2 separate regions of the Homo sapiens genome follow, and region 1 is linked to region 2. Evidence: chromatin loops called from intact Hi-C (ENCODE). Cell type or tissue: mammary epithelial cell. All regions are shown on one strand. Links, peaks and the distances in the headings refer to the core of each region. The heading gives the core; the rest is flanking DNA. Region 1 overlaps SALL3 (spalt like transcription factor 3). Region 2 overlaps CTDP1-DT (CTDP1 divergent transcript).

The links. Peaks named below come from ENCODE experiments on the same cell type or tissue, not always from the same donor. Only the 100,000 strongest peaks of a DNase experiment are listed, where the experiment ranks them.
Region 1: it touches region 2 in a loop (16-fold over the local background); 2 of 110 quality-filtered maps call a loop at or near these places.

Annotation. Positions count from the first base shown.
Region 1 is chr18:78,983,743-78,986,661 of GRCh38, reverse strand. The region is part of intron 1 of SALL3 (spalt like transcription factor 3); the gene reads right to left. Among named protein-coding and RNA genes, the nearest start is that of SALL3, 5.4 kb to the right of the region's middle. RefSeq lists enhancers at 1,285-1,799, 2,494-2,919. In mammary epithelial cell, for the core only: CTCF peaks have their summits at 294 (motif pointing right) and 1,521 (motif pointing left); no DNase peak of the experiment used is centred there; H3K27me3 peaks cover 292 bases.
Region 2 is chr18:79,643,055-79,645,973 of GRCh38, reverse strand. All of the region lies in intron 2 of CTDP1-DT (CTDP1 divergent transcript), which reads left to right. Among named protein-coding and RNA genes, the nearest start is that of CTDP1-DT, 35 kb to the left of the region's middle. RefSeq lists an enhancer at 494-1,008. In mammary epithelial cell, for the core only: a CTCF peak has its summit at 1,711 (motif pointing right); no DNase peak of the experiment used is centred there.

The DNA of each region.
Region 1 (2,919 bases), core at 253-2,752, 660 kb after region 2:
CTTTTTCCTTTGCCTTTCCATCTCTTAAAAATCCAGAAAGCATTTTTTTCCAGTTTTCCTAAATTGTTAGGAGACACTTATTTTCTTGCAAATTAATTCTTTTTAACTCCTTATGATAGCTTTGAATCCCATAAAGAAAGATGAATTATCACATACTGAGCCCAAGCTGTGAAACAGGAGGAGACAAATAGAGACCCCTACTGTGTTTAACAATGTAGAAGAAATTCCAGACGCAATAGAAAAATTTTCTGTCCTTTTCCCGAGACCTCAGAGTGTGTACGCACAGCGCTGAACAGTGGAGGGCACTCTTGCCATGCTCAACGCGGCTCTGACCACACACTCCCGCGCGTCGACGCCATGGCCCACACCTCAAATTTGTTAAGTCACGACCACCTGTGGCACAGTCACCAACTGTCTTCTGCTTAAAACATTTGCAGTTTTTAACCTGTGCAGTGAAGCACCCGGGAGGAGACACGGTTGCCTTTATGGGTACATGCAGATGGGAGCTGGACAGCACTCGCATTTGCTTTAACTATCTGCCCTCGACGCTGCTTCAAATAATAAGACGTTTGTTACACTTCAAGGTTGCACAATAGTTCTTTCATTTAGATGTTATGCTGTCATCACACTTATAAGGAACGCGTGTGTATCACTATCTATGCCTAATGAAAAATACGCAGACCTGAAATATGTCAGCTGATGCAAACAATTTCAATCGAAATTTGATGAGGGGGTGAAAACAAGGTTTTGCTAAATCACTTTTGGTGAAGATGCAGATGGTTTACATTCAAAGGCTGTGGTCTCACTGATCCGACACATGAAATTAAACGTGCTATTTCATGACATGCCTACTTGAAAGCACCCAAACACTGTCCATTTTTCAAATCCACTATGCATAGAAATAAATACGCAAAACCACTTAGACATATAAATGCCTACATGTAAATAGCTCTAGAGGGGCACATGAGCCACGCTGCGTCCAGAAGCAAGGCTACCATCAGCTGTGACCATCAGCCCGCTCACACTCGGGATCAGGCGATGGAATCATTTCCATCATTTGTCAGCACTTCATGGCACTTTCATTTCTACAGGCAAAGTTTGCACATATGCAAAAAATCATCCTGGAAAAGCCACTGCCCTGGGTCGTTGAAGCCAGTGACTCTGCACGTATACAGATCCTACAACAGAATTACCAAACAGTGCGGTGAAGGTCACTCTCGAAAAGACCAGTAACGCCGACGAATCACGACAAAGTGCCGCGGCACCTGCAGGGTTAATTAAACAGTTCAAGATGCAATAACGACACAAAAGAAAGCCGTTTTCTCTTCTTCTTTAAGAACTATAAACACTTGTGCTGAACTAGATGGCGTCTGAGAAGCCGTGCAGCACGGCGCAAGCTCGCGGGATCTCTAGTTAACACTCAGATTCAGTGTTAACACTTAACAGAACAGTGGTGAGCCCTGTTGCCAAGGTCAACAGCACAGATGCACTAATTGTATTATGAGCTTGACATCTAGTGGCCACCCCTGGCAGGGCAAAGCAGGCAAAGGTTAAATCAGCAAGGCTTGTCAAAGCACTTCTAACTACCCACCTTCAGGGAGAGACGGTCGGAAGCTGGCCAGCACTCTGCAACCCCACCTTTTCAGACATCAGACAAAAAGGCTTTCTGCGCCGAGCTGGCTGCTAATGCTCGCAGAGAATGCGAAGGGGGTAGGGATTTTAGATAGTAAGCAGAACTAATCTGAAGGTGATTGAAAAAGACAGGCCCACAGAGGAAAATATTTAGACACCACACTGGCATTATCGGATCCCCTTGGTGGACACCGTCTCAGTCTGGAGAACGCCTCCCTTTAATTAAGAAACAAATCAATCTTCATCTCTAACATAGAAACCATTCCATTATTTTATTACAATTAATATTTTATACTTTCTGGCATGTGACTGGCCTGGTTTGCTTAGAAATCAGTTAGCTGCATTTTAAATCATAAATGTGTCGAAATTACATGAGAAATAACCCTAGACAGGTTTTTTTTTTTAAATAAAAGTTTACTTGGAACATTAAATTGCTCAATTTTTACATACAGTTTGTTTCATTGTGTATGAAATGTGTAATAATTAAGGTATGCTGTAATTACAAACCTGTCCTTCCAAGACTAAAACATGTTGGTCTTATTCTGGCAACTACTGAACAAATCATGTAGGAAAATAAAACTAATAAAAACAAAAAATCCTTCCTGTTATATTTAAAAGTTATGCTTCTTGAAACTATCTTGCAGCACTGAAAGATGGTGCATATCCTCATTAGAAGTGAAAAAGATTTTTATTGTACTTAAATAAAAGCTGGTGCCAATACTTTTAAGAATGCTAAATTCCAACTAATGGTCAGCACACAGAATAGAAACCCTGGTTGTGCTTTTGCTGAATTCCCCCCAAAAGAAAATATTCTTAGGGCTACCTGGAAATGAATGGTACAGCTTCTTAGAGATTGCAGTTGGAAATGAAATTTGACCCACTTTTACCATCATCTTGTATACAAAAAAGAATCAGCTTGCTAAGTAATTCCTGCTGTTACTCCATACCTTTTTCTGGCTTTGAACAACAGATCTAAAAATATTGGATAATGCATATGCCATGGAAGTTGAAAACGTACTGCACATAAAATTCGAGAACTGTTACATAATCAGCTCTCTCTCTCTGCAAGCTGGGAATTAATTGGTATGCTTTTTTGTTGATCACAGAAACGTGCACTTTTAAATAGGTTAAGTTTTTTAATGTTGTTTTTAAAAGAAATGTTGGCAAAGTCTTCTTTTCCTCTCCCCTCACCCAACCCGGTTACTTACTTTTTACCTTTCATGTTTCAGAGAAAGCAATCTGCCTGTGAATGTTAGAAAGTAGCTCCTGCATTGTTCCTTTTGGTAT
Region 2 (2,919 bases), core at 159-2,658:
GGCCTATTAGGATTTTCCATTTCTTCTCAAGTCAGTTTTGGCCATTTGTGTCTTTCTAGGCATTTTTGCATTTCGTCTTTATTGGCATATGTTTGCTCATACCATTCCCTTAGCACGAGGTGGTGATGTTCCCTCTCATCACCGGCCTTACTAACTGTGCCTCCTCTCTCTTCGCGGTCAGCCTGTTTCCGGATCTCTCAACCACAGCGCTAGTAACATTTTGGGCTGAATAATCCTGTCTTTGAGGTCTCCACTGTGCACTGTAGACTGTGGCTGACATGCAGTTGGATTTTGCAGGTGAGATCTGTTTAGGGTCAACGGCTGTGTGAGGAAAGGAGAGGAATCAGGGCTGGGCGGAGGGAGATGCATATCGCAGCGTGGTCAAGCCAGCTGAGCCTCGGCCAGGCTCCAGAGTGAAGGCGGCCTTCAGAGAGTTCCCTGGCCGCTTCCCGGCCTTCCCCTCCCGCCTTGCTCATCCCTGGACGGGGCTCCCTACAGCAGAGCTCAGTTCCTCCTTCCTTGGGGCCTCAGACTCGACCCCCCTTCCTGCTGCTGGGCAGCAGAGGCTTCCTGGGGTGGCACTTCTGTGTTCACCCCATGAAGGCACTTTCTCTCTGAAGTTTACACACAAGGAAGACCCGTTTGAGGCCATGAAATGTGCACTGTGACAGTGACGAGCCTAGGGTCACACGGATTCATGGCTCCCGTGGAGCCACATTCCAGCATCTTTTGGGGGAGGACACTCCCTGCCGGGCAATGAGGAGCCAGTAGCAGGGTCTCCCCTCCCTGAAGACGGGCTGGACACAAATCACCTCATTTTCCACTCTGTCCACACCTGAGGCTGCATCTCAGCTGGAAAATTACACTGGAATTCTAAATAATAATCATTATTGTTTCTGGTTATTTTGAATCCACTGACAAAGACCTTTACAAAATAATTGCACCATTTGAGGTGCAGGGGAAGATTCTTGAGTTGGTGTGTGAGGAGAACATTAGGGAAATTCTGCAGTGGTGTTCTGTTTAGTAAGTATAATTGCAAGGAGTGTATCATGTTAAAACGCCTGACGTAGCGTCTTGTAATAACACATGGTTTCCGTCGAGAAGCAGATGGTTCTCGGCCTCCCCTTAGAATAAAACATCATCATTTCACCACACCCACAAGCTCCACTGCAGAGTGAGAGCAAAGCCGTATGCCGCACACTTCAGATCCGTGTAATTGCAGCCTGAGAACACTTTTTAGGGAGAAGTGCCTTTAAAAAGAAACAACTTATTAGAATATCAGATAAAAGGGTCCTGGAAGAATGGTATTCAGTAGTAACTATAGCTGTGGCTTACAGAAAAGCACAAATGAAACATTTCTATCTCGAAGACTTGTGGTCCCTGGATGTTTTAAACTTCATGTTTCTGGACAAAGTAAAAAAGACACACTCACTGTGCTTCAGATGCTTTCATTTCACCATAAGAAGACGTGAACAAGGTTTTTCTGCTCATATATTGAAACCTTTCACAAAAGTTCTCTTAAAAATGGAGATATAACTCGTACCATATAATTCATGCCTTTAAAATGCCCAATTCAGGGGTTTTTAGTATATTTACAAGGTTGTGCAGCCATTACCGCTATTCAGTTCCGGAGGGTTTTCATCACCAAAAGGAACCCGGGACCCTCAGGGTCAGGAACTTGCTTCCCAGTGTAATGGAAGCAGGCGGCCACTAGATGGAGACGTCTCTCCACCGCCTTGCAGGTGGGGCTCGCACCCCGGGGAGGTCAGAGGGAGGGACTCCGCGCAGGAGGCCGGCCTCAGCCCCGTGGCACCTGCAGGCCTCCGGACACCTGCCTCCGCCCCTCACTTCTCGCGAGACAGTTTCCCCAAATACCTTATGCCTAGTCCTGTCCGTGCAAGAGAGGCTCTTTAGGAAGAATGTGCACACACGTTCTTTATTTTACTAGTTATTTCTTACGTATTATTATACATTAATTCGAATGTGTTACAGAGAGTAATATAACAGGCACATTAGTCCATGATGTCACTCGTTTTACTTACAATGAGCCTAAGTGGAAAAGCAAAATTACATTTAAAATTAATTCGAGAAACATATTAAGTGACTGTCGGTTGAGGTGCAGACATGGCCAAGTCCTGTGGGGCACCCCAGCTTCTAGGCTCTGAAACAGCGCAGGAAGGATGCCTGTGGGAGGATGAAGTAAAAATCCCTTGACTTCCACGAGAATGGGACAGCCCCCTTCCAGGCGCAGATGTGTGCTCCACGTTGCCTGGGAATCGATGACTCTGTCTCACCTGCTCTCCCCTCCGGCCTCCAAGCAGGAGGCCCTTGATCCATTTGTGTGATCAGCCGCGGGGGACGAACTCCTCAGTCCTGGGGAGGTTCGTCCTCGGATAATGCAATCAGGAAGCTGGCTCTTTATGGAACTGGCCATCCCGGGCAGTGCTTGCAGTTATGGGGGCAAGAATACAGGCTGAGGGGCTGAGGGGGGTCTTTGGGCGGCACATGGCCATGGACGGGGCTTAGCTTACAATTTTGAAACCTGGAAATCAAGGTTTTGGAAACAAGCCTGATTGTAGGTTGAGTCACTCGGTGTTTTGGGGCCTCTGTCTGCTGGGGACGCACCAGCTGGGAGGGGAGGCAGCAAGTTCACCTGCTTCCTGTTCCCCCATGGGGCTTGGGTTCCTGTTCCCCCACGGGGAGCTTCTTGTTCTGCCACGGGGGCTTCCTGCTCCCCACGCTGCCCTGGCCTCCGCCTGTGCCTCTGTCAGCCAAAATCGCAGGCCTCAGAGGCTTCACATGCTCGGGGTAGGGTTTGACGTGGGCGGCAGTCCTGGGAAGTTAGAGGCCTCACCCCTATTTTCTAGATGAGAGAAGTGGCATTCAAAGCATTTAAGTAACTCTGGTTACTGGGGAGAT